Regions from separate parts of the Homo sapiens genome. Here region 2 is linked to region 1. A link is an interaction called in ENCODE POLR2A ChIA-PET data of the cell type or tissue named here. Cell type or tissue: PC-3. All regions are shown on one strand. Each heading gives the region's core, and the rest is flanking DNA. Links, peaks and the distances in the headings are about the cores only. Region 1 holds the start of HOXC13 (homeobox C13). Region 2 overlaps LOC105378250 (a long non-coding RNA gene).

Region 1 (15,353 bases), core at 1,368-5,367:
AATAAAAATCATCTCAATGCTCAGCCATGGCTTTCTTTTTGGGCTTCGGGGCCCCTCTGTTCAGCTCCCCACAGCCCACCCACCCTTGACCACCCGCCCCCCCACAGGCAAGCTCTGGGCTCTGAAGAGTGCCTTGTCCAGCTAGAAATCCAGCTTGCTACTCTTCCCAACCCAAATCCAAAGGCTTGTCAGTAAAGACTTCTAGTGTGGTCCAAATAGCCCACTGTTTCTTTCTCCCTCTTTCTCTCTCCTAAACCCCATCTCTCTTTTTCTCCCTTTCTGATTCTCTCCTGGAATTTCTGCTTCTCTCTCTCTCTCAAAAAAAAAAAAAAAAAAAAAAAAAAAAAAAAAAAAAGTCTACACTCACCGTAGGGAGAAAAAAAAAAAAACCAGAGCAATAAAGCAAGAGTCTGTATAATTGGGAGAAGGAAGAAGCCACGACACATCTTGGCCCTAATTATCTGGATCTTGCTGAACAATTGCCTCCATCTCCCACACCAGCCCAGACTACCACAGATGAGGATTCTCAGAGCCAGAGGCACTGTAGAGAGACAGCAGTGTTTATGCCTACATGTTGCCGAACAAACCACAATTGCACAGACAGAGTTATCTTGAAATCTCACTACTTCTAAAAGATCTCTGAGTGGGTAGAAAGATGGAGAGTGTCTGAAGATAATTTCTTATTCGTCTGCCTCTTGTCTGTACCTCTGCACTCACTGAGATACATCAGCCCAATTCTATTTCCACACGGGGATTGTGGGAGCACATAGCTGCTGAGGCATGCTAGGTTTTATATCCATTTCCATGCCATAATTTGCAAGTGTATTAAATCTCAATTGGGATATACTTTTTTTATTTCAAAGATATTTTTCTCTAGGAGGCTGTGATCAAAAAAGTATTTATTTTTAGTGGAGTTTTGTTTTGTTTTGTTTTGTTTTGTTTTGTGTCCTAGGAATCTTTGAGATGTTTATTTTGCTCAAAGATATTTCTCAGCTTCTCTCCAATCCTTCACCCCTACTCCACACCACATTCATACATAGAACAGCTCCTTCTCTTCTACCTCTTCACACTAAACCCATTGCACATTGCTCTGGGCCTGTGCCCCCAATCCACAGTGGGTTTGGTGGGCACCTGATCCCTTACCCCTTAGCCCCTTGGCATAGCCCATTGGCTTCCCTGCCCCAGGAATTCCTGCTGGACCCCAATCTCCTAAGAAGCTTTGTGTTTTGGTGAGATAGAGAATTAAAGGGCCATCTCTCTAAAATACATTGCTGTATTATGAACATGTGAATTGTCTTTCTAGAAATCTATTATTGTATATTTCATATTAGGTAGTTAATAAAAGAAATCATATTATATAAAAATATTACAGCCAATACAGGGTAGGTGATGCATAATACCATGTACTAAAATTGCACCATCCTTAATTCTGGCAATCAGAAGTCAGGGTGCCTAGTGTAGGTCATACCCTGGTATTGAGTTGTGTTATACTAAGTAATTTCATAATATTCACAAGAATGTTATTTGCTACACTCTCTAATATCACTCAGTATTTTTTTTTAAACCACCTACCTCTTCTTCCAATTCCGTATGCAGAGGAATTTCAGGCCCACCCTTAGGAGGTCTTTGGGTCTATGCTTTCCAAGGAAAACATCCCTGAGCTTGGCACGTGGAGCTGGTCGGGGAGCTGGGCACTGTCGGGAGACATCTGTGGCTGCCCTGGGCCCCCCACCCCCAAAGACCTCTGTAGGTATCAGAAGGGAGAACGCTCTCCCACTGAGCTCTGCTTACAGGGAGAACAGACTCAAATGCTGGACTCCCTAGACCGGAATCCTGATTTCTCAGCACAAGGCAGGATCCAAAGCTCTTGGTGTGGTTTTGGGAAACCTGGGACTGGTCTTGTCCGCAAGGAGAGCGGTGGGATTTACAGGAGCCTTTCTCTCTTCAACTGGAGACGGAACAAGAGGGGAATGAATTCTCCCTTCCCATCCTTAGCCAGACAAGACCAAGGGGTCCCCAGCCTGGGTCTGGACTCCAGAAGCCCCTGAACAGGTCTTGAACAGGTCTTCCTCTCCCATTTCTCATCCCCACGCCCTTCTTTCTGTGTCTGGGGCACCAATAACTAACTCTCTTTCTCGACCACATATGGGGGAGTTGGCAGTGGAAATGTCTATAGGTTTGAGCTCAATATACCAAAGAGGCAAGGAAAACTTTACAATGCTGGGGAGGGATTCTAGCCTCCTCTCCACTCCCTCTCCAGAGATTTTGGATCTTCTGTTCCCTCAACAATCAGGAAATTCGTGGCCAGATTTTTAAAATAAGTCAGGAAAGGAAAAAAATAAATCTCACATTTCTGTAGACCCCAGCAAATTAGTCCCCTATTTAAAAAATACTGTCTAGTGCCTGAACGATCCTGCGAATTCTGTCAAAGAAAGTGGGGGTTCTTATTCTCCGCCCTCCCCAGTTATTCGGTGGGTTGGGGGTTTTGTCCTGGATTCCAAGGCACTATAGGCCCACCCCGCCCCCATCCCTTGCCGGAAGCAGGTTTAGGGGCCAAGAGCCCGGCGGGAGGCTGGAGCCTGCAAGGGGAGGCGGAGGCGAGCTACCGGACAGAGCAGAGCCGGCGGCCCGGCTTTCGGGCGCCTGTGATTGCTTCATTCTCGGCCGGGCAGCTACAGAGAACGTGTCGGAGCAGATTTCTTCCCCGGCGCATTCCTCAGTGCAGCTCGCCCGGCCGGCTCCATAGGCAGCCCAGCCGAGCGGGCGCGCCGGGGCCAGACGGCGGGGGTGGTTGGGGCGCGGAGCCCCGGGGCAGGCAGGGCGGGGAGGGGTCCCCGGCGGCGGCGGCGCTCGGGTCCCTTCCTTACCTGGGAAGGGAGACTTCCAGAGGTGGGCGGACTGCGACTGCTCCTTGGAGCAGTACACCTGACTGTCCCAGCCATTGGAGAGAGCCCAGTGCTGGTAGCCTTCGACGGGGATGAGGGCGTCGTGACGCGGCTCCGGGTGCCCGCTGATCCCGGGCACCACCGACACGTCCAGGTAGCCGGGCATCGCCTGGTAGGAGCTGGCGAAGCTGGGGTAGAAGGCGAACTCCTTGGCCCTAGAGGACAGGTCGTCACCGGGCAGGGCGCCCGACGGCTCCGGGTATTTATCGCCCGGGTGGTAGGCGCAAGGCTTCTGCTGCAGGTTCACGTTGTGCGACAGGCGGCAGCCGTAGTAGCTGCCCCCGAAGGGGTAGCCGTAGCCCAGGGTGGCGCTGGACGAGGTGGGGGGTGCGGGCGGCGGGGCACACTGGCGCGCCGCCTCCGGGGCCGGGATGTCCGTATAGACGGCGCCCTGAGGGGCGCCCAGGGGAGCCGGCGGGCGGCCCAGCACGGGGTGCGGAAGCAGGTCGCGGCAGTGGCTGGCCGGGCAGCTGCTGCCCAGACCATCCATGCTCGGGGCTTTGCCGGGGCTCGCTCCGCTGCAGCCACCCCCCGCTCCGCCCGTGCCGCCGCCTCCTCCTCCGCCGCCGCCGCCGATGCCGCTCTCCGCCGCGCTGTCCTCATAGACGTACATAAGGCTCTCCGGCCAGCGTGGATGCAGGAGCAGCGAAGTCGTCATGACATGATCTGCTGGAGCTTTTTAAAAACTCCACTTGCCAGAGGCAGCGAGCTAGGGAGACACCTCGCTCCTGTTTCCCCTCCCCCCATCCCTCCCCTCTTTTCTCTCCACCCCTCCCCTCCTCCTAGTGCTTCCACCTCCCTCCCTACATTCCCTCTACGCATGCGGAGACACTTCATTAAGAAATCCGCCGGCTCCCGCTCTCCACCTCTCAGCACCCCTCCCGCGCCCACGTGACCCGCTCTGCGCACGTGATGCCCCGGCCAGGTCTCCTGGGGTTCCCTCCCCTCGAGGTGGGGCGGGGCGAAAGGGAAAAAGTCTGTGCTGATTGGATCTCAGGTAGGCCAAAGGAGGCGGGAGCTGGGAGATTTAAAGGGACAGGGAGACGCCCCCGGCAGGCCCCAGGGAGGGAGAGGGAGGGGGGGGAGGCTGAATTTGGCCGACGCAAAGGGGTGTAGGGAGGAGAGCGCTGTAACTGGGCGCCTCCGCCTAGGCATAGGATGTGCACCGGAGAGACAGACCCCCTACCGCCAAGCCGATCACTGTGACTGCTGAAGTCTCTGGATTGGGGCTTGAAGCTAAGGGTGGGGAAGAAACCAGGTTTTAAAAAATAATAAATGAAGATAATAGAAAACAGTCAGGAGCGCTCTGGCCCTGGCAGCTCGCCTCCGCTCGCGGCTGGAAAGAACCCGATGCTGCGTAGCGAGCCTTTGATGCCGGGATTGTGTTTCCATTTCCTACCTTCAGCCACATTCCCCAAAACTCTAGATGTCTGAAAAGGACACTCTGCTTTACCTCGCTGGATTTTTCTCAAGCGGAGAGGGGTGTGACAACCCCCAAATACAGAATTCATCACCTGGGGCAGGGGATCGAGAGGCAATGGAATATACTCGGCAATAAATGGAGAAAGAATAAAACGAGGGAAATAAAAGCAATAGAATAGACTGATATTTCAATATGTAATAGAAATAAAAAATCTCAGAGTGAGGTTTTTCAAAGAAATGCGGGTGGTGGGGGCGCAAGATTCAGCCTGGGAAAGCTAAAAGCCCTGGATGCGAAGGAGAGCGCGCTTTCTATAGGTATACAAAAGAAAACGTGGAAAATGGGGGAGATTCAGTGCTACACCTTTGGAGGGACCTCTCTCTGGCGCCACTCTGGGGGACCCTGCAGAACCCACCTCTGCCCTCAGGGGCCTGGGTTAAGCCACATGACACAGTCCCCAGTTTGAATACCCGCAATGGAGCTCCCACGGCTTTCTTAGGTCACCCTCTTTTAGTGAGGAATAGTTTCATGATCTAAAACTGCCCCCTATTTCAAAGAAAAAATTAACACCAACTTACTGATTCTTCAAAAGCTCTCCCTTCTTTCCTCCCAATCTCCCAACTTGTCAGGAGCCTCAATAGAGTCACCCCTTTCTAAGGGAGCATCTCCGTGGAATTGAGTCAAGTTCCCTTTCAGCACAGGACCTCCCTGAGAAATCGTAATGAAGAGAGAAAAATAAGAGGGGAAAGGGGCTGCAGCGTTTCCTTCTTTCCTCCCTCTGCCACAGGTTTTAAATGCTGAGTGCTCGTGTGCAGCCAGCGCACAGACCATGGCCACAGAGCAGCGCCTCGCTCAGCCAGACCTACTGCACCCCTCAAGTGGAGAGCAAATGGACAGGTCTGCAGAAACCCCTTCGGGCCACCTCCCTCCTCTTTGTGGGGAGAAGGTGGTGTTTGACGGTTGAGAGCACCCGGACATCGGTGAGTTAGGATAGTAATTCTTATCTGCGTGATCTTCATCCAGAAGGGTCAGCTCAGAGTTCAGAAAGCAGGCTGCGGGCTGGGCTGGCATTAGGAGGAAAAATACAACAGAAAGAGAGTTAAGACATAAGGAGACCAGCTCGAGTGTGCATTGAGGGCAATGAGGGAGGGGCGGGGAGAGATGAGCCCAGTGGAAGATAGGGTCTTGCTGGGAGCCGGCTCTGCTAGGAAACTGCTTATCCTGCTGCTGGAGTCCAAGGTCAAGGTAAAACGAGGAGAGCAAACAGGGCCTGGCCAAGTCTAGACTGGGTTGTATGACGTTGGCCCCCTTGCCTAAGGCCTGGCTGGTGGGGGTGGGTGGGTGGAGACGCCTGCCTTTTTCCAGCCGCGGGTAGTAGAAGTGGAACCCAGATCCTGGCCTCCCCTTCTGTGAAGTGCTGCTCCCAGGTGGAAGTAGTGGGGCGCTGTGGACAGGGTTCTGCAGGGCTGCCAGGAGAAACAAAGGGCCTGAAACGCCCACCCCATTCTTGGGGCTCCCTCCCCGGTCAGGCCCAACGCCGGACCCGTTTTCCGCGGGCCAGGACTCAAAGACACGTCCCCAGCCTTTGGGAGTAGGAACCAGAATGGCGGGAGTGGGAACCAGAACGGCGTGAAGGATCTGGGTGCAGGGCGGCCAAGCAATAAATAAAATTAATAGTATGGTCTTTTCCAGGTTTATATGAGGGCATTAACTATTCCTATTGCAATGAGATATAGATTTAATTAATCCGGCAACTTTACAATTCCATTTATTAGGAGCACTATGCGGCCAAAATTTAGTGGCGAGAAGAAAGAAAGGGAACCATAGTCCTCTTCCTCAAGAAGACCAGCCGAAGTTGTAGGCCCCTAAAGCGACTTGGAGGAGTGGGAAGGCTGGAGGGGAAAGTTTGGGCTAAGGGCGCTAAAGGCGGCTGGGGAAGTCCGCTTGCTCTGAACAATTCCCTCTTCTTTTGCTTGGTTCCCCAAGACCTTTCGCGCCTGCAAACGCAGTCTCCAAGTCTGGGGCGAGCCGGGATCGGGAAGGGAGGCGCCGAGGCAAGAGCCTGCAGGAGGGCGGTGGAAAGTAAAGCCTTGCTGGTTAATTAACTTTAAGCCTGGGGTGGTTTCTTCCCCCTCCCCCGAAAAAAAAATGTGGATCTCGCTGAGACACAAGTAAAATCAAATTAAACACTCCAGGAGAATATGCACCACTAGAAACGTAGTAATTACATCTCCAAGGCGATCTCGCCCTAGAAAGCCTTTCCAGGGCCTGGCGCTGAAACCCTCGGCTGCGGTGCTCACCCGGGCGCGCCCCGCCGGCCTTCGGGGATGAGGCAGTGAGGTTTGACTGTGGATGAAGTTTAGAGAAAATCCAGCTGCTGGTATGCGGAGAAAGACGGAGCATTTAATTATACGAAAGGAAAATGGAAAACGGCTCCTCAGCCTCGTCGGGAAGCCCCGGCTCTGCTCTCGGCTGCTTTTTCAAAGGGACTTCTACAACCGCGGAGCGGCAGAAGCCACTCTGCCCTCAGCTACAGCTCATGAACCAAGCTCTCGGCTAAGTTCAACTCTGAAATGTTTTCTTTTAAATGATCCAACACAGAAAGGAGATATTTAATATGCTTTTTCACGGGAAGCGTCTGTGTATGTGCGTGTGCGCGTGCGCTTGCGTGCCTGTGAGTTTAGGGATGGGTGCAGGCTGCCTGCACCGTTTCAGCACACGGCCTTGTGGACACAGCCCAAATGAGTTCCTAAAGATACCCAGCTCTCTGCCTAAATCCTCTGTATGCAAATAAAGGTCTCTGCTTGTCTGTCTGTATACACTTTTAATTTACATGTTCTTCCTACGCTACTTACAAAGACATCCCCCAGGAAAATATAGAAAAATGAAGAAGCAGATGTCTGTGTCTTTTTGAAGTCGAGGGGTGGAATTCATGCCCCACTGTATCTAAGACGAAGTCAGAGGTGTAACTTAGCAACATTTGCAAGCGGAGGGTGCAAGCCTGATGCACACATTTGAGGGCTGGGTGTAGCTTCAATGCTAGGCTAGGGAAAAGGATGAAAGAAATGGCGTTTCTGTGTCCCTTATTCAATGCCCAGATTTTCTCCTCTGAAAATTAGGTGTCAGATGATTTCTCTCCCTGCAGCCCTTTTCTCTGTTTCCTCCATATGGGCGGGGGGCGGGGGGGAGCTTAAAGCGCTGAAGCTCCTGCTCCCCCAACCCGCTTTTAATGGGAGAAATTCCAGTTTTAAAAAAGGTGGGGGTGGGTTGAGGCTGTAGGAGAACAAAGAGCCTCACCACCATGGGGTCTGGATTCTGGCCCAGACTTGGGGCCTTATAGGGCAGGCAAAGGGTTTGGGGGCCCTTTCCTGTCCAAGGTTCAGGCTGCCGATGGAAGAGGAGATTTGTGGAGGATAGAGGAAGACAGGGCCTGAGCTAGCCAAGAAAGGGATGTTTGAGAGAGGCCACTTATAGGAAGGGATTGGGGGTTCAGAAAGGGCATATGAGGGGGTATACCCTTGAGGGTGTGTCAGTGTGGGAAGACCCTCCCACATGCTTGGAGAAAATTCCTGATGGGCTGCAGAGGGTGATATTGGTAGAGAAGGAAAGAAAACTGGCTGATCCTGCAGCTCCCTGGACCTGCCCAATACCCTCCCCTCCTTTTTCCGTTCCCTCCACTTCTCTGGGCTCCAGGAGGTCCCTTCGTCCCTGCAGCCATGGACCCTGCAGACATGGATGCCTCCTCCCAGGCTCCTGGATCCCTCTGGAACCTGCTCTACTTTGATCTCTCTACTCCCACAGCCCAGCCTCTGAAAATGGCAACTAGGCCTCTTCTACTAGCTTGGGAACTCACCTCCTGGACAGCAGCTGCCATCCTGGCATCTTCCACCTTTAGTGTTCTCCCTCCCTAGGCCCCCAGCTTGAGGGAAGATGGGACCAGGGTAGCTGAAGCATCACTTTGCTCCTTGTTTCAGAGTTTTCCGCTCTTAAACCCAAACTTGCCTACCTCCAGGCCCCACTTATTTTCCTGTGATAGATATCAGGGAAATCCATTCCTCTCTGCTGCCTAGTTAGGACTTGCAGTGCTGGCTAAGGTTTGGGGTCACCCGGAAGACCTTTTCCTCTCTGGCTCTGCAGGGATCCATACAGGGGGTCCAAGTTTAGGCTATCACAAATCTTCTCCTGGTTTCTCCTCCAGGATGCCCCCAGCTGCAGACTCTGCTTGGTGGTGTACTGGGTTTGGTCGGGGGACGTCAAGTGGCCCCTTCCATGGAGAACTGTCAGAATGCCTCCTCTGGAGGCTTCTGGAGTCCCTAACCCCAGTCCTCTTTCTTTCACAGCTTCCCCGCGCTCCTAGCCCTGCCAAGCTCATCACAGAGCCCCTTCCCCAACCTTCCTCATCCCCTCCTTCCTCAGCCCTTTTCTAGCCCTTACCCCATCCACCCCCTTTTCTTTTTGGGCAATATCTCAGTCTGTCACTTGGCCCCCTCCCTACTCTTACCTTTCATTGACAAAAGAAGTTCAGGGAATAAACACAGAGTTAAGAAATTAACAAAGTATCTCCTCCCGCCTTCTGGCTTCACTACATCCCCTACCCCCACCCTGTCCTCTACTGGGGGAAAAGGCCTCCTGTCCCCTTCCCTTCCCACTAAACACCCTTCCCCTTTTAGGAAGCCCTTCAGAAACAGACAAGTAAAATCTCTCTCGGTTTTAGGGCCTGTCTGAGAGGGAAGTCCAAGTTCATTTTCAAATTAGACAAGAGAGCTGAGGGGGGATGGGGAAGAGGTGGAGGAGTATTTGCTGGGGGCTGAATTTGGCTTCCTCGTACAGACCTAACAAAAGCCCCTTTTGGTCAGAAAGCCAACAAACCGAATGCCTGGAAAAGGTATTTATCACTTTCGATCATTACCTTCACCTTTTAAAGTTTAGGCTTGAGGCTCCTAGAAGGGAGGCAGACCAGCCAATCTTTTTTTCCTTCTTTTAAAAGATTTCCAGTTACTTTAAAAACAGATATGGAAAATAACATTTTTCTTAGGGCAGGGAGGGGATGGGCCTCAATACGGCATTCTTCTGGGTCAAAGTGCACTGGTTAACCTGTCCCAAAGAATGACCAAATACAAAAGGCATAGCTGAAGGGCCGAGCATTTCACCTCTTATGAGGTGAGGGGCCTCCTTAGTCCCACCATGGTGTGGGAACTGGAATTTGGTGGGGTCCTAAAAGGGAGATAATGGAAGGAATATATATATATATTTCATCACAGGAAAGAGGAAAAATTATATCCTAGATGGATCACAGCCTAGCTCTCTCCATGACCAGACACCTCAGCAGTTGCAGCCAAAGCACATTCTAATATGAAAATCACTGAGCAGAACACAAGAAATTAAAGGATTTTCAAAAGATGCCTCATCAAAAGAAAGAAAATTTAACCCCTCCACTTCCAAAAGAGAGGGAAGAGAGACCCAAGGCTCAACTAAAGGGGGAAAGAAACACCTTTTTGCTAAAATGACTAACCTTGACTGGGATCTATGGAACAAAAAGGTAGAAGGGAGCTTGTATATTTGGGTATCTGGGACAAGATTCTTGCTGGTAGTAATTAATTAAATCATCCTAAACATATATAATTTGGTACAGTTTTGGTGACTGGAGGGAAACTATCACTCTGATATCCTTGGGGTTGGGGAGTGTTAAACTTTCCCTCCCTCACTGCCTCCTCCCTCTCATCCAAATTTCCCCCCTTCAGGGAGTATTTAGAGGCACTTTTTAAATCTTAGCCGTCGTGTTGCCTTGTACATGCAGCAAAGCTGATGAAGTCTAAGGAACTAGAAAGGAGAATGGGGGCATTCATTTTTCCTTTTCCAAAATATTGGAATTATGTATCACCTGCATAGTCAGAAAAAAATTTAACTCAGATCAGAGGAAATATCTTTCAAGGCAAAGAGACCACCCCAGACACCTCAAATTTGATAGTCTTTAGCATTTCCGCGGAACATGATTGCTAAGTCCTGGTTTTTGGACAGTGCACATGCTGTGGAACATGTGTTAAAACAAGTATGCATTGTGCTTGTGTAGTATGGAGACATTTGTGGGTGTTGTAACAGGGGTGCTGGTTGGGGCAGGCTGGTGAGGTGGACCTGAAAAGGAAGAAAACATTGTTAGACTGTGAGCTTGGGAAAGACCCAACTGCTCTATTCAAAGGCAGTCATCTCTCCTTAGGCTTAACCACTATAAGCAAATAGCTGGGAAAGAAGAACATCCTCAAGTTTGCAGAGCTGCATTTCTTAAAGCCCAAAAAGAGGGGACCTTGTGCAATTCTTCTCCTACTCCAAGGCCTTGGGAGAATAGTCTGCTATAGCCTGTATTTGTGATTTAAAGCACTTGTAGCTCTCTTTTCAGTGCTTGGCTTATTAATGAATTTCCCTCCAAAGAAGAAATACAGATTTATTCCTCTTATCTATTATAGACTTATTTCTAGACAAGAAAGTATGTAATACATGTTTTGTTTGGTGTTATAGGAACTTCAGATAAATATTAACATAAGAAATGTGTCCTCAGATACCCATATCCATATAATTAGGATTACCTTATTATCCATATAACAATCTTACAATTTTTAAAAAATAATATATTCTTTGAATATGACAACATAGTTATGTTTAATGAAAAAGCTTAAAGGCTTTAATTGTGTTTATGCTCATGCTGAGATGGGGGGAGGCTTGACCAACGTATAGTTCTGTGGGTAAAGATGTGTATTAGTACAGATGCTTTGTTAATGCATTTCCATTCATGTTGTTTTCTAATGCAGTCAGCCATTAAACGGAAATGGTATGTAGGTATATGTAAGTGCAGAGATGCTTTTTAGAGTTGTATTTTTAATAGATAATAAAAACACCATGTCTAAGAGAATAAAAACACCATGTCTTTGCTGTTGCTCCCAGACAATTCTCTGGGAGAATTTTTCTCTTAGGCATCATTTAGCGGCATTGTGCTCCTGAAGCCAACTTGCCGTCTCGCCAAACTTGGCAGGACGGGGGCGTTGGCTCTGTTCTTTCAGCGCAATTTTCTTCCACGGATTTTGGGATTCGGGTCGTTTCCGGCGCCTGGATGGCGATTCCGCTCAGCCTGAGGAGTCACCGCCGCCTGGCTCCGCCAGGAACTCGGCGCCAGCATCTAACTCCTTCTCTTCCTTTTCCTGTGGATTTCTCCCACGACAGAGAGTTCCTTAGTTTATTTTAATATGCTGGTTTTAAAATTTTACATATAGTAATTGTTTAGTATTTTATTTCACTAACCCAGACCAAGTTTCTTGGCGAAAGCCCTTCCCCACAAGACAATAAATGGCCGACCGGAGAGCGGCAGGATGAGTGCCCGCACTAGGAAGCGCCCGCGACACTACCTGGCGCCAGAGCAGGTCCAGTGGGGCAGGCATAGTCACACACGCAATCCTGACTGATGCCCTGTGTGCACGTTATGTGCACCTATTGCTGAGCACACAGGTGGGTACATTTATTTGTGGGGGTAGGAGAGACTCAAGTAAGTTCCTGGAGAGCTCTGAGTGTGTGGGTAGACAGCGGACTCACCCTAGGGCCTGGGCATTCATGAGCATGCTTGTGTGAACCAAGAATCAGCCTTCCCTTTCTTCTCCCCTCACAGGTCCCTGTGGAAAGGGGTCCTCCCAAATGGGGAAACAAAGGAATAAAAAGACTATTTTCTGTGGTTTATGCCCAGTTTTGGGGTAGGAAAGTGTGACAAAGATAATCATACACCTATAAAGATTTGTCAAAGAAGGTTGAGTGAATCTCGGGCTCAAAAAGAAATGTGGGGAAGTAGGAGGTGGTGGGCAAGGGCTGGGAACCAAAGGGAAAGAAACCATGATAATAGACTTCTGAAAAGCTGGTTAATCTTAGCTGGAATAACGGCAAAGGAAGAAAGCAAACTATTCAGCTCTCAGGAATCTTATTATTAATTTTGATGTGGCTGTGTATTTGTTGTCATTTGCTGAATATAATACATATGAAATGGCATGGTTATGTCTTATACAGAAGCCTACAATGACAACATGCACTCACAGTTGGTCATGTTTCAAATCTACTTCTAAACTTGGTGCACTGGGGTCTACAAATTTCCTATTTTAAGTCTTATCTTTAAAATGCTCTGTACTTTAAGTAGTAGGGGCAAGGTCATAAACAGTGGTGAATTTTTCCTTCCAAATATTACCAATAAGAAAAGCGGATTCACTACCTTTCAAAGTTTAGCCTCACCCTCACCCTTGAAAAAAGTTTCCCAAATGTGGTTAATCCTGGGAAGAAGAAAGCCCAACCAACCCTCTCCCCGTCAAACATGACTGCTCCTTGATCCTTGATGACTTGATCCTTCAGGATGTCTAGCTCTGAGTTCAGCCTTTAGGAAAGTGAGTTCTTTGCAAGGTCCGGAGACACCCACTGCAGTCTCCTGGCTTCTCTGGGCTCACTCCTCAGGCTGTGAAGCCAACAGGGGATCTCAGATGCTCTGCCAGTACACCTGGAAGACAAATCTGAATTTGCAGTTTCAAGTCGAGTTTCCACCTGAAGGCTATGTGGGTGATGCCCCAACTTCACTTTGCAAGTGCATATTCAGCTTAAAAACTATGTGGAGGAGACTGGTCCTACCCAGCTATGATCTTCTTGGAAAAAAACAAAGAACAAACAAACAAAATGGAGCCCAAATATTCTTTCTGCCAAGAAATAAAATTTTTCATAGACACAAGTAGAAACCCATGTTTGTTCCCTCTTCTCTCTCTCTCATGTATATACACACATATATACACACACACATATATGCATTTTGGTGACTTGATCTAACTCTACATTTTATCACAACAGATACAATATCTTCCAGGAAATAATGCCCAGGAAGGCAACTCTATCTTTCTACACAAGGAAAAATGCACAGAAGACCCATTTCACCATCTTGGAGCGCTGTTCTCTATTAGATTTTCCTTGTTTCTCTCTCTTTTTACTGTCCAGCGATGATGAGTCTCCACAAACAATCAGAATTTGCATTTTCCTGAATTATTCAAATAATCGAAAGGTGAGTGACGGGAGGAGGACTTATCTGAATTATTCGATAATTAAGCTTTCAGGATTTTTATTTTATTTTATTTTATTTTTTATAATGCAGGATTAGCGTTATTCCCTATCCCCAACCTCAGGGAGAACCTTGAGGCTGTAAACCCGCCTCACACAGTGGAGCCTGGAGAATGGGGTCCATGCTATTTGAACAGGGAACATGTTTGTAATAACTTCAAAATCTACCTTGGTTACAAATACCTAGGACAGTAAGGAACATCCCCACCCGCCGCACCTCCCTCTCCAACATTTCTTCAACCTTTACTTGGTAGCTTCAGCATCAAGTATCAAAATCTGTGGGGGAGAGTACTCTTTCTCCATGTCGAAAGGCACCTCTTCTTGCACTCCCTGACCTAGCCAGCTCTAACCTGCGGGCTTATTCTGGGGGAGCTTCAGAGGAAAAGCCGGGGATGAGGGTCTTAATCTCGCTCTAGATCTTTACTTGCAGAGAGATGAGTTACATTGTTTAATTTTCTTCTCTACCTGGGCCGTTCAAAGAGCTCAGGAATATTGTCTTGTCTAATTCCCCGGAGGCTTCGTATTCTGCCCCTGCAAACTGACGACCTCCTCCAGCAGAAATCAGGCGGAGGGAATGGCAGGAGCTGCGTGGGGGAGTTCTTGGCGGAGGACTTGTCTTCTCCTTCCCACCCCACAGCTGCGTAGGCTCGACTGGCGCGTGGGGGCTCCCGACTTGGAGGGGTGTGGGCAGTGGTATTCAGGGCTTTTTCTCCGTCCCGCCCTGCAGGGATCTGGAGTCCAGTGCCTCCAGGAAACCTTCCCTAGGTTTCAGGGGGCGGGGAGAGCATGCCAGTCTGGGAGGCAGCCCCAGACGGTTTGCACAGTCCAGAGACGGAAGTCCCCACGCTCCCAGCCTGGGACGGGGAGACCCTTATTTTCTCAACTTGAACCAAACGAAATCGGCAGCAGTCACGAACCTCAGCTCCCAGACCGGGTGGCGCCTGCCTGTCCACGTCTTTGTTTTTTTTTTTTTTGTTTGTTTGTTTTTTTTTTTTTTTGAAGGGGATACATTTAAAGGAAAAAAAAATCAATCCGAGAGAAACTTACACTTTCAAACATTCACAGCGGAACTTGTATGTGTTGGCGCCGCACTAGGGCCAGGCATCCGCCCAGCGCTCCCCGCCTTCCCCAGGAGTTGGGTCCCGCACCAACGTCTCTACTCGAAGCCGCGGCAAGTCACTTTCCCCAGTCGCCCTCCCGAGACCTACCGCCCCCAAAAGCCATTTTTCAAGAGGCGCAGGCCCCTCTCCAGGCTTCTCCGGAGGCCAAAGCAGCGGGCGGGCGGGCGGTGGCTAGGGGACGCGGCCCGGCCAGCTGAGCCCGCTCGTTTCCCGCCACTGTGCGCAGCTCGGGTCCCCCAGATCTTCGAAGCCCTCGGACCTGGCTTTCGCGCAGACTGGAGAGAAGGAACGGCGAGAGTGAATTGAGGGGTTACCGACTCCCGCATCCTCCAAAGACCGCACTTTGCATCGTTGTAACGCTCGAGCTGCACACGCCAAAGGCGATTTTAGGGGTCCTTCTCCATCATGGCATTGGAACGACAGGGCAGAAATTTCAACTTAAGTGTCTACACTGAAGTGTTATGTCTTCTCCAAGTCCTTTTCATTTACTTAGGAAGCCTTGGTTGTGTTCTGCTTTGGAATCTGAGGGACCTTCCCCTCTCTCCTGTTTTGTTTTTCCAGCATGCGGTCCAGCTGGTCTCAAGAAATGGGGCAGGGGAAGGGTGCATAAAATAAAACTCCAGTGAAACTAGAAGAACAGAAAAATGCTCACTGCACACAGACATGGATAAAGTAGTGAGTGTGGCTGTAGAACGGTACCTCTGGGGGAGAATGGAGACGCCCTTTTAGTTTAAATAGCGACCT
Region 2 (15,353 bases), core at 6,323-10,322, 110 kb after region 1:
ATTTACATCTCTCCTGGCTTTCTAGATTAGAATTTTAAATTGCCTCCTAGACATTTCTATGCATGATTCCCATTCCAGTTCATCCTCCTACTACCAATAGATCTAGCCATCTTATCCACTTGATGAACACCATTACTTACTGGATAAGGTCCAATTCCTCAGCCAGATTTGTCAGTAGTCACACAGTTATGGCAAAATCTTGTCTAGATCAGGAGGTTGGCAAACTTTCTCTATAAAGGACCAGACAGTAAGTATTTTAGGCTTTGCAAGCAGCATTCAGTCTCTGTTGTATATTTCTCTTTGTTGTTGCTGTTATTGTTTAATACAACCCTTTTAAAAATGTTACAACCATTCTTAGCTTGAGGGTTGTATAAAAACAAGCTTGGGCTTTAGTTTGCCAACCCCTGGTCTAGGGTCAGGCCTCCTGATTCCCAACCTTGTTCTCTTTTCCTTGCTTGAGGAAGTTAGAAATTTATATTTACACAGTATTGACAGCTTTAAAAATTTTCTTTCATGTACATTATTTTACTTGTTCTTGCTTCTTTGAATCTCCATAAGATTCTGTACCTATCACATAGAACATATTCCAGTTCGTAACTGTTTACTCTACTAGGCTATTCTTTTTTTTTTCTTTCTGCCTTTATACAGTTAGCATCTTTACTAACCTGCTAGAACTGTTGTAACAAAGTATCACAAATTAAGTGGCTTAAGCAAGAGAAATTTATTGTCTCTCCATTCTGGAGGCTGGAAGTCCAAGACCACAGTGTCAGGAGGGTTGATTCCTTCTGAGGGCTGTGAGGGAAAACCCGTCCCGTGCCTCTCCCCTAGCTTCTGGTGCTCTGCTGGGAATCTTTGGTGTTCCTTGGCTTGTAAACACATTACCTGGGCCCTTGCCTTCATCTTCACATGCCATTTTCCCTGTCTTAAAAAAATGTTACATCTCATTCATTTTTGTACATTCCATAGCAACTAGACCAATGTGTTATTCATAATAGGTACTTTAAAATTTAAAACCTAGTTGTTTTGTTTTGCTTTTTTTAACTTCAATGGGAGAAATGAGGAAGGGTCTGAAGATTAAACACTCACTCAGGTGGCTAGTGCTAGCTGGACAGGTAATGACACTGCTCTTGATTGTAAGGATAGCCGTGGGACAAGAAGAAATGGAAAGGAGGAGAGAAACCCCACAATACCAAGCTCTGTACTTCCCCCACTGGGAGTTCCTTCTCTCTAAGAGTTGAACTGCCTAAAGTTTTTCCAAGAGAAAACCCAAGCTGTCTGGGAGCTATGACTGCCCCCAGGGGTCTTAACAGCTTCTCTTGAGTACCAGAGCCCTAGACCTGATTGGAATGGAATCAGAGAATCTTAAAGTGAGAAAGGACCTTAGAGATGCAGCTTCCCATCAGAATGGTTGTGGTCAACTCCAAGTTTTCTGGGCTAACGTGGGAGGGCTGTGACACAGTTCTTGTCAAGTCAGTTTTTAAAAAATGAAAATTATTTATTTGGGACTTTTTAATGTAGGCTTTTTTTTAATGTTCCAAAAATGTGCATCTACCTTCAGAATTGTCTTAGAAATTATGTCTCATAAGTACACCTTGCTGGGGAATAAAGGAGAAGGCAGTCTTGATTAGGAAAAGACATTGAATGAGAGTTGACTCCATTATTCCTGCAGCTCACCTGAGACCTGGGGGTTAGGATAAAATAATTTCATTGTAATATCAGGGCCTCAAATATACTTGTTAGTAAATGTATTAATCTACTCTTTTCATGGAGCTTTGCCCTCATATGTCTTCCTACCTTCTCTTACTAACTCTGCATTTGGAAGGAGCAAAGAATTCCAGACATTTGAGCTTGGGAATTCCAGAGGCACAGCTAATCAATGGTCTATCACGGGAGCCTTGAAGTGAGGACACCTTCACCCTAAATACCTAGGGCTAATTCAATTAGTGGCCTCAATGGAATAAAAGTAGGGGAGACTCCCCCAGTGGCCATCAACCAGTAGACATGATCAGGGCCTGCAGTATGAGCTGGGCTCAAAGCCATTAAGACTAGAGCCGCCCTCCCTTTGCTTAGGATCAGTTCTTTGCACCAAAGACATTCATTCAAAATAACTGGCCAGTGGCCATAGTGTAAATGGCCTTGTATACCATGACACCATAGGTGTCAGTTTCTTCTTTTAAACAAATGTCATATCAAGTCAGGAAATAACTCTGATAGCTAATGACAACAGGAGTCAGAAAATGGTTGGTACAAAGAGCTTGCAAACACACTACAGAGCCTCACTGAGCAAGATGTACTCATGGACGGAGAGCATTGGCATCACTTGGAGGCTTACTAAACATGCAGAATTTTCAGACCCCACTATAGAGTCACTGAATCAGAATATGCACTTTAACAAGGCTTCAGCTGATTTGCATGCTTATTAATATTTCAATGCATTAATGAAGAGGATAAGGGTTTACTAGTTAACAGCTGTGTGACCTTGAGCAAGTTATTTGACTTCTTCATAGCTCAGTTTCCTGATCTATAAAGCGGGAATGATAATAGTATCTCCTCATCCAATTGCTGTAAGACCTTAGTTAACACATGAAAGGCTTAGAACAATGCCTGGCACTGGTAGGCATTCAGTGACTACTAGCCATTATTAATATTATCTTTGATGCACTCCTTTATGGTGAAAAGACAGACCTCGAAGTGATAAGTGGGGAGAATATATGTTTGTGTGTGTGTGGTGGAATGGAGAGAAGGGCACTGACAACAGGAGGAATTTTTTTTTTTTTTTGAGACGGAGTCTCGCTCTATCACCAAGCTGGAGTGCAGTGGCGCAATCTCAGCTCACTGCAACCTCTGCCTCCCGGGTTCAAGCAATTCTTCTGCCTCAGCCTCCCAGGTACCTGGGACTACAGGCACATGCCACCATGCCCAGCTAATTTTTGTATTTTTAGTAGAGATGGGGTTTCACCATGTTGGCCAGGATGGTCTCGATCTCTTGACCTCGTGATCCACCCACCTCGGCCTCCCAACGTGCTGGGATTACAGGTGTGGGCCACCGTGCCTGGCCTACTTCTTTAATTAATAATGACTCAATTGTGGGAGCATTCAGCCAAGCTTGGGGTACCCAGAGCTCCAGGACAAGTGACTGGTCATTCATATCATAGATTTATCAACATGTACCATTGGCAGGCCCTCTGCTGGTACTAGAGATATTGTGGTAAACAAGACAGACAAGGCCACAGCCCAGAAGTTAGAGAAGATCTGTAAGGTCCATTAACACTAAAGGAAGTCAGGCCTATCAGCATTATGTTGTTGTGCTTCATTTAGACAAACTAATCGTGGGGCCTTGGAAATTTGGTTTGGCTCTCTCCACAGAGTTTATTAACCTGATAGTTGCTCCAATTCTCTTTCCTTCCACTTCTCATAGGCAGCCAGCTAGAGCAGCTCTGCAGCTCAGTTGGCTGGATCAACTGTGGAGCTGAATGCGATGACCAAGAGCTGGCTATTTTAGAAGCTGAACCCTCAGCTTCACTTTGAGATGGGAAGATCCAGTGGGCCTGTTGTCCACACAGTCCTAGTTTTGGGGAATTGCCTTTCTAAAATGCAGGTCCTATCTTGTTACTCCTCTGTTTAAAAACCTCTAATGGTATACAAGGCCATTTACACTCTAGCCCCAAACTATTTGGCAGTCTCATTACAAATTACCACCCCTCCCTAGCATGCACTCCATATCCTAACTACAAGAGTGGCTGAAAACTGGAGCTCTACTCAGAACTGGGATTCAAACCTAAGCTCTGTTGCTTACTGTATATGTGAAACAGGGCAAGTTACTCAACCTAAGTCTCTGTTTTTGCATATGTTAAATAGTAATAACAAAACAATAATAAAAATAGCTTATTCATATCAGGCACTGTTCTAAGCACTTTGCATCTATTGATCACTTAATTTTCACTACAGAGCAACTACATAGCATTGTTGTGAAGATTAAGTGAATCAACACATGCAAGTTCCTAGAACAGTGTATGATATGAATATGAGCTATTTTTATCATTTTTTAATTATTATTAATATTAACAAAAACAAATAGCCTTTATCATGCCTCCATACCTTTAGTAATATAGTTCCTTCTCCCTGGACATGCTAACTCCCTTCTCTGTGCTGCAAACTCCTAGTGTTCCTCCAAAAGATCCAGCTTTTCAGGCTTCTGTACCCAGAATAAGTCACCTCTTCTATGCATATACTCATAGCACTCTAAATACTCTATACCACACTTATTCTAGTGCACTGAAAATAATGTTTGCAAGCTTACAAACACTTTCCACCACTAGACTGTGAACATCTCAGCAGTAAAAATCCTATCTGGTTTACTCTATATCACTAGGGCTGACTCTAACATATGGAACACAGCAGGTACTAAATGAGTGCTTGTTGAGTTAATAAACGGAGGTCTGACTGAATGAGTAAATGCTTTCAGGAAAGGCCCTAGAACGGAGTTCCAGAGAAAAGCAGGCTTGGGGAGTGAAACAGTCTAGGTATCTTCTGCCCTGCATCTCCCACCTCCTCAGCAGCAAAGCCAGCCACCAGCACATGCTCCCCACCTTCACTAGGCCTGACTGCACCTCCCCACCAAGAACACCCCCCAGTACCCCCTCTTGCTATAGACACTCCACTCACTTCTGCCTCTGGCAGTGACAGAAATGAAGAGGATTACATCATTTGTTACAACAAAATGGTTATTATAGTAATAAGTATAATTAGCATCAGACAATTACAATAATAACACATTTCCTGCTGCAAAGGTACTTTTTTAACAAACAGGTTTATTTAATGCCCCCTACACTCCCCCCTTAAGAAAAAACAACTCTTTTCACGAAGAGCAGAGGCCTCTTTCATTCTGAGATGCTATCTTAATGAAGGAACATTATTGACAAACCCCATAAAATGGGAGCAGATTCCCTTGGAGTAAAATCTCTCTTCCTCTCCCTCTGGTTTCTCTGGGGAAAAGAAAACCTGTGTCTCTCTTTCGAGGGATTAGGAGAACTGGTTGAAGGATAGACAAGATAGGGCCAGGGAGAGGCAAAAAGAAAAATTTTCTTAGACAGCTAGAGCTTAATATCAGTTGTTAACTGTCTCTCATCCTTTCTTCCTGGGTTGGACACACCAGGAAGAGAAAACAAGGCATTCATTCATAGTGGTGAATGAGTGTCTTAGGTATTTTTCCAAGCTGTAAGGGAGCAAGAAGTGCTTAGAGTGAGATGGCACAAAGATCTAGCAGGAGGTCGAAAATGAAAATAAATGAAAAAATAAAGAGGGCACAATCTTACGTCACACAGACATACCTGCATTAGATGCATACACATGCTCATACTCAATCTTTTTAGTTATCTCCTGCTTCTTCCAAAAAATAATTAGGAAGAGATTACAGTGATGACATTTAATAGAGGATTTAAAAATTAGATAGGTAGCCAGGCGCGGTTGCTCACGCCTATAATCCCAGCACTTTGGGAGGCCAAGGCGGGTGGATCATGAGGTCAGGAGTTTGAAAACAGCCTGGCCAACACAGTGAAGCCCCGTTTCTACTGAAAATACAAAAACTTAGCCGAGTGTGGTGGCAGGTGCCTGTAATCCCAGCTACTTGGGAGGCTGAGGCAGGAGAATCTCTTGAACCTGGGAGGCGGAGGTTGCAGTGAGCCAAGATCGTGCCATTGCACTCTAGCCCAGGCGACAGTGCAAGACTCCATCTCAAAAAAAAAAAAAAAAATTAGATAGGTGAGGATATCAGTATACACTTAAGCATTTAATGAACTTGATGGCATATACATAAGGGCATGTGTACCTTCCAAGCATATTTATAGACTTAGGCACACCCCACATACATACATAGGAATATACCCTGCACATAGTAGGCTCTCAATAAACACTTTTTGAATTCAGGAAACAATCCCACCCCTAAATACAAAGAAATATAAAAATAAGTAGTTCAAAAAGATGCAACCTAAGATACAGACATATAAATACATATAAACATTCGCACATAAATATGAATGTGAATATAATATTAATACATGCCTCAAATATATAAACTAGACCACTATCCATATGCACATGTAGTGTACACACCATTTTACACACATACATAAAATTAAACCTCACTTTTTTTTTACCACAGACACAGCCTAGGTAGACATATAAGCACTTTGCAGACCCATATATACATATAAAACATGGTCACATTTTCACATACATGTCCAAGCGCACACTTACATAAAAACACATTCATACACATAGGTGCATATAGACCCAACACACACACACACACACACACACATACACACACACAATATATATATATATAAATCAAACCAGAATAGCTATAAAGATAAGCATCTCTGCTCATAGTTCTTATCTTCTCTTAGTGACAGTGCTCATAGGCATGGATTTAATCTAGAGCTCTAGCCCATCACACACAATGCAAGAAGAGGCAAGAGGTTTGGGCCACCCACTAGGGAACCTGTCTGTCTCCAAGGCCATCCACATATGCACATGTCTTTTGTAAGCACCCTGGAGCCTTGACCTCACCACAGATGACTGGGAATGAAATATGCACTGACCCACCTTCCTAGGTGCTCCAGGTCAAGCTCCTTTACCTTTATTGACTCCCAGGATCTGGGTTATTCCATCACAATTCCCAGATGAACTTTCTTCAACTCTCTTTGAATTATCAACCAAGTAGTTTGCCCCATAAACCAGGGATACCCCACCTCTCCACACCCACTCCTGTCAGCAGAGAGTATGCTCTCTTCTCTTGATACCAATGCTCCTCTTCCAAGCAGCCTTCTCAGATCTTTCCCTTAAGACATTCAGCTGCATATGGAACAACCATATTTTCTTTCCACAAATATCTTTCCTTTCTTGTAAAATGCATTTACTCCAGCTCTCTTTAGTCACAGATTGGTTTAAAGCTTTATTGTATTATTTGTATATCCTTTACTGGTATGTCAAGATATCCACCTAAGATTTTGTTTCTGGTTCTTAGGAGATTGGGCCTACCTGTGGATGCCTTTGTACAGAACTAGAAGAGGACTGAAGGATAATTTAATTCAGCCTTCTCATTTTCCAGGTAAAGAAATGGAGGTCCATAGAGGAGAAGTGATTTTTCCAGAGTCACAAAACTGAGTGTCAAAGAGGGATGCAAGTTCAGGTTCCTGTCTCTTAATTCAATATTCCTGCTACTACATCAGCATTTCTCAAACTGAATTTAATGGAATGCTAATGTCCCAAGAACGAATAAGAGGTTTTCCTTTAAAAGTGGCTTCCATGGTCTAATAATTTGGAAAATATTGCAAATGATGTCTCCCTCTTGAGATTTCAAATGAATATTAATATGTTAAAGGTTCTGAGAAGCCCTGCTGCTTAAGATTTTAATTTTGTCTCATTCACTGTCTCCTAAAATGACCTGATTCAATGCTTTTTCAAGAAACCCTTATTAACATTAGGTGAAACCTCAGTGCTTTGAGGATTACACAGTTTAGGAAACAGCACTCCCTTAAACACAACAAGGAGGAGGGGCTGAGTTGGGTTCCTTCTTTTTAAAAATCATTGAGAAGGAATAAGCTGAGCACACATACACGCGCAAGAGGCTGCCTCCTCTTCTGTGAGGGAAAATGGGGAGCAGGGCTTGATGAAATCCCAAGAGTAAAAATGATCCACCAAAGGCTTAATGAAAGGAGATGGTTTGGGTTCAGAACTAAGTTCTTCCAATGGTGGTAAGGGAGAGAAAATGTATTGTTATTCTTACAAGATGTCTGGAAAAGGGTACTTCAAACCTTTTAGTTAAAAGATGGAAGCATTGGGCTGGGCGCAATGGCTCACACCTGTATTCCCAGCACTTTGGGAGGCCAAGGGGGGCAATCACCTGAGGTCAGGAGTTCAAGACCAGCCTGGCCAACATGGCAAAACCCCGTCTCTACTAAAAACAAAAATTAACCAGGCATGGTGGCGCACACCTGTAGTCCCACCTATTTGGGAGGCTGAGGCAGGAGAATCACTGGAACCCAGGAGGTGGAGGTTACAGTGAGCCGAGATCGCACCATTGCACTCCAGCCTGGTTGACAGAGCGAGACTCTGTCTCAAATAAATAAATAAATAAATAAGTAAATAAATAAATAAAGATGGAAGCATCAGCATTCTCCATAGCAAAAATCAGTAAGCTCCCATCCTAAGAGAGGAGAGCCTCACATATAGCAGGTGTTCAATAAATATTTGTCAAATGAATGAATCAGTGAAGCAAGCTGATTTGCCTCAAGCAATGGAGAGGGCCCAAGTCAAATGAATTGGAAGTCACTGCTAGTCTTCTGCACCTCCAGGGAGGGTTAACGTTCTATGGGAAGAAAGAGTAGGAATATATGACCAGAGAGCCCTAACCTTTGGCTCTCTAATTTTCCACAGGGCCTGAGGGATTTTTCTGGCAAACCCCAGCAATGGACCTGAGTATAGTTGGTGGAGGGAATGAGTCAGGTTGAGCTGTTTGTTTGTTCTCCAGGGCAGGGTCATGCAAGAGTCAATAAACACACTGGAGCCTCTTTGACTGGAGCTTGGAGCAAGAGATCGGCTTGTTTGTTCTAGAGAATTTGAACTTGGGTCAAAATGGCTCTCAAGGCCTCCCTTCCCCGAGGTAGAGGCCTCCAGGCAGCAACTGAGGTTATCCATTGGGCAGCCAGGTGCTCTACCTAACAATGCATTACACATAGGAAGGTCCCTCCACCAAGCTAGTTTTTTATTTTATAACCTGCAGTGGACACACCAATCTGCCACCTACTAGTTATGGGATGTCTTATTATTTAATACAGGCCACAAAATTGGTAATAGCATCAAGATCAGGCAAGGGCATAACCAAGTTGGTTCATAGGGTTACAGAATCCCAGGACTGGAAATAACCATAAGAAGGAATTTCAAATAGGTGCCAACTGCCTCTAAATGGGATCAGCATTCCCACTACCCCTAAGTTGACAGTCTTCTTTTCTTTCCTGAAATGCAGAGGTCATTTGAACTTTCTCAGACTATCCCAGGTCTAGCTCTAGTCAGGCAGCAGTATAAGCTCCCCGTGTGTGTTCTGAGGGGCCTTCCCCTTAAGAAGTTCCTCATCTAAGTAAATTGACAGAACACAAATATCTAAAAAATGACTTCAGAGGCCGGGCACAGTGGCTCACACCTGTAATCCCAGCACTTTCAGCGGCCAAGACAGGCGGATCACCTGAGGTGGGGAATTCTAGACCAGCCTGAACAACATGGAGAAACCTCGTCTCTACTAAAAATACAAAATTAGCCGGGCATGGTGGTGCATGCCTGTAATCCCAGCTACTCAGGAGACTGAGGCAGGAGAATTGCTTGAACCTGGGAGGAGGAGGTTGCGGTGAGCCGAGATTGCACCATTGCACTCCAGCCTGGGCAACAAGAGTGAAACTCTGTCTCAAAAAAAAAAAAAAAAGACTTCAAAATGCTTATTAAGCAATAAAGCAGCAGCAAGTATAAACCAACAATGGGGCTGAAAAGATGCAGAGTCAAGAAATATTCCAAGTAAGAAGGGGTTATTTTGGGAAGGTTTCCTGCAAGAGGGAGTGTGGAATTGGGTTGGAGAGGAAGCAAGGAGCAGAAGGGAGAGAAAAGTAAAGGCAATCCAGCCTGAGGAGGGGGAGTGCTTACAGGAGGTTTCAGAGGCAGAAAACGTGTGGCATGGACAGGAGGCCAGGGAGGAGCTCAGTTTGCCGAAAATAGACAACAGGAAGGGACAGAAAAGAACCGAGGGGAAGGCGGTTAAGGGGAGCCTTGCAAGTGAGGCTAGAGTTTGTGATGCGCAGTAGCACAGTGCAGTTTCAAAAGTGTGAGTCAAGAGACACGGGTTTCAGCCCTGGATCTGCCACCACCTCATGTACCATAAATCTCAGTCTCCTCATCTGTAAAATAAGGACATTGTATGAGAAGATTAATAAGGTCCCTTGCAGTTCCAAAGCTGCAATGCTGAGGTACAAGAGACAATAAGGACTACCACGGCGGGTCCTCAACAAATCCATTTAATATTTTTTCCCTTATACAAGACAAGTCTAAGTTCCCTTTATCCCTGAGACTGAATTACAACTTGAGCATATTTACTACGTCAAAGATTAATCCTCTAAACCCAGCAAGCTCGCTGGTTGAGCAGCAAGGAAATATCTCTATAAAAAGAATAGACTCTATAAATTATTGGTCACTTACCTAGAGTTGTTACTAAATTATTTTAAAAGGATATATATTCTGCTCCTACACTCTCACTTCTGTCTCTCTCAGACTAATTGCTTCCTGAACTAGGAAGGGTGTCCAAACAGAGACCTAGGAAGTTTGATATATTCCGGATCCTTCAACTGCTGGGATTCCAGATGATAAATAAACTGCGCAGCGGAATTTGTATCAACCTATTCACAGACTTGAAAGGAGTAAGAGGGTAAGTCATTGAAATTATCCTCCTTTTTCCTCTTCCACATTCTGAGCAGCATAACATTTCAACTGGCTTTAATTGAGATAGTGTCAGCTTCTACCCCAGCCTTTAGCATATTGTATTCTCTGTCCACCACTCTAAATAAGAGCTAGCGTAGTGACTGGCACATAGTACTTAGCGTGTGACCATTCTGTGCATGAATGCATAGATTGAGAAATCACAATCTAACTGAGAAGGTCTTCCTAGTGGCTAGCCTTAGTCTGATGCTGTCACAACCACTCTCCCCTGCTGCTGGCTGGGCCCATAAATGACATCTCCCTGCACCAGAGTTAGGTGTCTACTGCTTTATCCCAGTACCCTAGGCACTCCTCTGTCACAGCTCTTCTCATGCTCTATTGTAAATTCTGGTTTACTTCTTTATCTTCCCACCAACCTGAAAGCACCTAAAAGGTAAAGACCTTATCTTCTTCATTTTTGCATCCCTTGTCCAGAATAGTAGCAATAAAAATAAGGCAATTTGTTGAATAAATCAATGAAGCACAACAAGTCATCCTTTCTGTGTTTTGAACAAAGAAAGACTTTTAGAAGAATATCAAAGATCAATTTCTATGATATACATATCCTCATCACATTGTGTCTACTTAGCCACAGAGGATTACAGGCTGGGTGTGGTGGCTCATGCCTATAACTCCAGAACTTCGGGGGGCCAAAGCTGGAAGATCACTTGAGCCAAGGAGTTTGAGACCAGCCTGGGTAATACAGTAAGACCTTGTCTCTACTAAAAATAAAAAAAAAATTTAAATTATCCAGGAAGCTAGGTATGGTGGCTTGCACCTGTAATCCCAGCACTTTGGGAGGCCGAGGCAGGCGGATCACCTGAGGTCAGGAGTTCGAGACCAGCCTGGGCAACATGGCGAAACCCCATCTCCACTAAAAATACAAAAATTAGCCGGGCATGGTGGTGTGCACCTGTAATCCCAGCTACTTGGGAGGTTGAGGCAGGAGAATTGCTTGAACCAGGGAGGCAGAGGTTGCAGTGAGCTGAGATCCTGCCATTTCACTCCAGCCTGGGCAACAGAGTGAGGCTCAGTATTAAAAAAAAAAATTATCCAGGCATTTTGGTGTGCACCTATAGTCCCAGCTACTTGGGAGGCTGAGGTAGGAGGATCACTTGAACCCAGGAGTCCAGGTTGCAGTGAGCTATGATCACACCACTGTGCTCCAGTCTGGGTGATAGAATGAGACCTGTCTGAAAAAAGGAGAAGGAAGAGGAGGAGGAGAAAGAAGAAGAAGAAGAAGAAGAAGCAGCGGAGGAAGAAGAAGAGGGAGGAGGAGGAGGGAGAAGAAGGAGGAGGAGGAGGAGGTTATAGAAGCAATAATATGCATATTTTAACTCTTCAAACATGCTTCAGAAAAACAAAAGTTATCTACACAGATCAAATTATCTAGCTAATTGTTCACCTCTAGCAACTTGGAAAATATGAATTCGGGGTCTAAAGTGTGCTATGAGAGGTGTGGAATAAAGCAAAAAGTGCAAACACAGGCCTTGCTTCCAGGAACTCCTGGACTGAAACACACATCAGTAAGATTAACACAAGAAAGTTGAAGACCATTAATGCTATACCATTAGCCAAAGAAAGACATCAGACAAGATAAGGCTCAGAGGTACTTGGCTTGGGAAAGAACAGAGTTTGCTGATCATTAACATTTTGACACACTTATTGGCCCATGAGAGTTGCTTAGGTATCATAAGGAAACAGCACATTGCTGGAAGGATGAGAAAAAGACAATCTAGTAGTTTGAGGATCTAGTAGTTTGAGGATCTAGTAATTGAAATCAAGGCCTGAAGTGCAATTTGGAACAATGTTCAGCATTATAGGGGAAGAGGAAATAGACCAAAAAGTTATTGAACAGGAGTGGAACAAGCAGAGTAGTAGTAAAATAGGAGATCTCCGGCCTGATTTGTAGGGTGTCATGAAGTTCTTATAAAGCTGGAGGTGTACCGTAGGGGATCATTAGGAGAGAGTGACAGTAATATGAGCTAATTAATCAACTGGAAAACTAAAATGGCAAGACTCTAGATGATTCATAATGAGATCTATGCTCCTAAGATGGTCAACATCTCAAAATCACCTTCCTCTACCCAAAGGCTATTTCCATTGCTTGAGCCCAGGAACTCGAGGCTGCAGTGAGCTATGATCACGTCACTGCATTTCAGGCTGAGTGGCAGAGTGAGACCCTGTCTCTAAAAAGAAAAAAAAAAGTCATTTACTCTATCTAAGAATGACCTCCTCCTTTTCAGCTCCTTATTTGCCTCCTCCAGGAAGCCTTCCATAACTAAAATGCCTTTTCCCACACACAGATATTTAGAGCTTAGCCAGGCCATGTACTACTCATTGATTTCTTGACCTTTTGTCACTCACTGTATGCCTCTAGAGACTACAGCCTGTCTCATCTCAGTGGAAGGGCTCCTAGAATAGAAACAGTCTTATCCTCCTTTGTGAATTTTGCTCCCAGAAGTTGTTCATATTAGGAAAGCAAAGACTGCCTAGAGAAGACAGCCATCAGATGGCTCCATTCCCCACATCACAGAATCTGAAATGGGCTCTTCTCTCACCCTGGAGTTATGGAGCAGGAGTTATGGCTCTCCCTGTAAAAAGTCATTATAATTATGAAAAATGTCTACAGCTCTTTCCACCATTTAGGCAAAGCCTCTGGCTGTCCCGATGAGCAGAGATTTAAGATCCTGTTCTCCATAAAGATGGCTAGATAGCCCAAGAGATAGATGTGTTAACGCCTAATTGGTCAGTGTTGAGTCATCAAATCTGATTCAGAGAGCAGGATTGGACAGTCCTGCCAGATAAGGGAGGGCAGGAAACAGCCAGGGAGGAGAGTGGCAAAGGATTATTGCAGTCAGTCCTTTCTACCCTGGCTCCCCCTACACTTTCACGGTTCCTTTGCATAGAATTTCCAAGAACAGTAGATTCCAGTCTTTCTCAACAGTAGCCTCATTTGACTCCCCAGTAAGGCAGTGCTTCCTTTAGTCTAATCCTAACCCTTCATGTTTACAGTCCCAGTTGTTTCTCTTCTGGCCTCAGGAAAGGTCACTATTCTCCTGTTCTTGAGCTTGCAATACTTTAAATTCATTGATCAGCAGTTTCTTTTCTCCCTGTTTCCTCTCTCTCCCTCCTCCATTCCTGACCTTTCTCTTCTCCATATAAATCACTACTTTCTTACTGATACCCTTTTATCAAAGCCATGTGACTTTTAAAAAACACTTTTCTAGACCTCTAGCAATTGTAGTAAATAGCACATAATTCAGAGTGGGTAAAATTATCTAAATAACAGGCACTTTTATTTTATTATCTAAATAACAGGCACCTTTTTTTTTGTTTTTGTTTTTGTTTTGTTTGTTTTTGTTTTTTTGGGTTTTTTTGAGATGAAGTCTTGCTCTGTTGCCAGGCTGGAGTACAATGGCGCCATCTCGGCTCACTGCAACCTCCACCTCCCAGGTTCATGCGATTCCCCCGCCTCAGCCTCCTGAGTAGCTGGGACTACAGGTACACGCCACCATGCCTGGCTAGTTTTTTGCATTTTAGTAAAGATAGGGTTGTGCCATAACAGGCACTTTTGGCAGCAAACAATGCAGAGCTATAGACCAAACCCCAGGGACCTGTAGACTGGGACGATAATAACTGATCCAGCGTAGATGTGAGTGAAGATGGCACTGTCCAAATTTGTGGTTTTAAAAGCAAGGGAAAAGAGGACAGTCTCTGTGGTTAAGGTAAGAATGTTAATGCTAGAGTATGTGACATCTTCATTTCAGGCCTTTAAACATAAAAGAGCATCTCTCCTGTCTGGGTTAGATTTTTCAGGAAGTAAACATAACTTCCCAGGAGAACAAGACAAAATGACTTTTCAACAAAAATCTGTGACTTTTTTCCTTCCCAAGGAAGATGATTGTGTTTGTGGAGATGGTAAAGAAATGGTGTTTGTTCCCAGAGTAAAGGTGCTTAGGACAAGGACAAGCTGGGAAATAGGCACTTGAGGCTCCATTCTCTCTGCCTGTGATCCTCCTGCCCATCCGCGCCACCCCAGTGCTTGCAGGAGGAATGGAGCGGCAAGTCCATTGTTACCCCCTCAAAATACATTGCTACCATCCACGGTTATTAGAGACTAAAGCCCAGAACATAAACCTCACCCCTTTCAGGTAGAAAAGTGGAATGTGGTTGTGCCCTGTGGATTTGTTCACTCAGGACCTCAGAGTCCTTAAGGTTATCCTGGGTGATCCTTCTGCCCCTGCAATGGTCCTCCTCTTTCTTCATTTAAAACTCTGCAGAGAAGGTGCCTCTACCACTTCCTTGGTTTGTCATGCTTCCTATCTCTTCTACAAATTTAATATTATTTCTGAGCAGCTGTGGTTAGAACTCCTTTCCTTTTCTTCTCATGCCTACATATAAAATTGGTTTTTTCAAGCCCTTCTGCAAAATTGTTTTTTTCAAGTTCTCCTGCACCCAGCACTCCTCTCTCCTTTCAATTCTAGACACAGAAGACACAAATGAGGTGGCTATCCTCTAGCCCTGGCTTCTCGCTTCTGTCATTCTACACTCTTCAGAGTCACTTCACCCCCTAGAGAGTGAGTATTTCAGAATTTACTGAGCTTCTGCAGTGCTACCTGTCCAGCTGTGGAGGGAGGATGGCAAACAGTAAAAAGAACCTTGTTAGCATCCCATCAGCACCCAAGGCAGATATAGCAAGGCAGTCAGCCATTCCTCCTAGAACCAGGCACTCACTTCAAGGACAAAGGAAGCTGGATGTCCTGATCGTCTAGAGTAATTGCTGCCGCCACTACCCTGGCATTAATAACCCCAGAACAACTGACAGCCCTTTT

What was found. Peaks named below come from ENCODE experiments on the same cell type or tissue, not always from the same donor. Only the 100,000 strongest peaks of a DNase experiment are listed, where the experiment ranks them.
Region 2: POLR2A ChIA-PET joins it to region 1 with 5 read pairs; 4 of 35 experiments call an interaction of 5 or more read pairs at or near these places.

Annotation. Positions count from the first base shown.
Region 1 is chr12:53,927,157-53,942,509 of GRCh38, reverse strand. HOXC13 (homeobox C13) reads right to left here and starts at 3,679. Exons shown (of 2, transcript NM_017410.3): 1 at 2,868-3,679. The coding sequence starts at 3,603. It overlaps HOXC13-AS (HOXC13 antisense RNA), which reads left to right and starts at 2,867. Exons shown (of 3, transcript NR_047507.1): 1 at 2,867-3,039; 2 at 5,153-5,345; 3 at 6,141-7,182. RefSeq lists an enhancer at 13,670-14,507. In PC-3, for the core only: no CTCF peak of the experiment used is centred there; a DNase peak (open chromatin) is centred at 3,859; H3K4me3 peaks cover 3,002 bases.
Region 2 is chr12:53,818,671-53,834,023 of GRCh38, reverse strand. All of the region lies in intron 1 of LOC105378250 (a long non-coding RNA gene), which reads right to left. Among named protein-coding and RNA genes, the nearest start is that of CISTR, 74 kb to the right of the region's middle. In PC-3, for the core only: no CTCF peak of the experiment used is centred there; a DNase peak (open chromatin) is centred at 8,413; H3K27ac peaks cover 3,171 bases.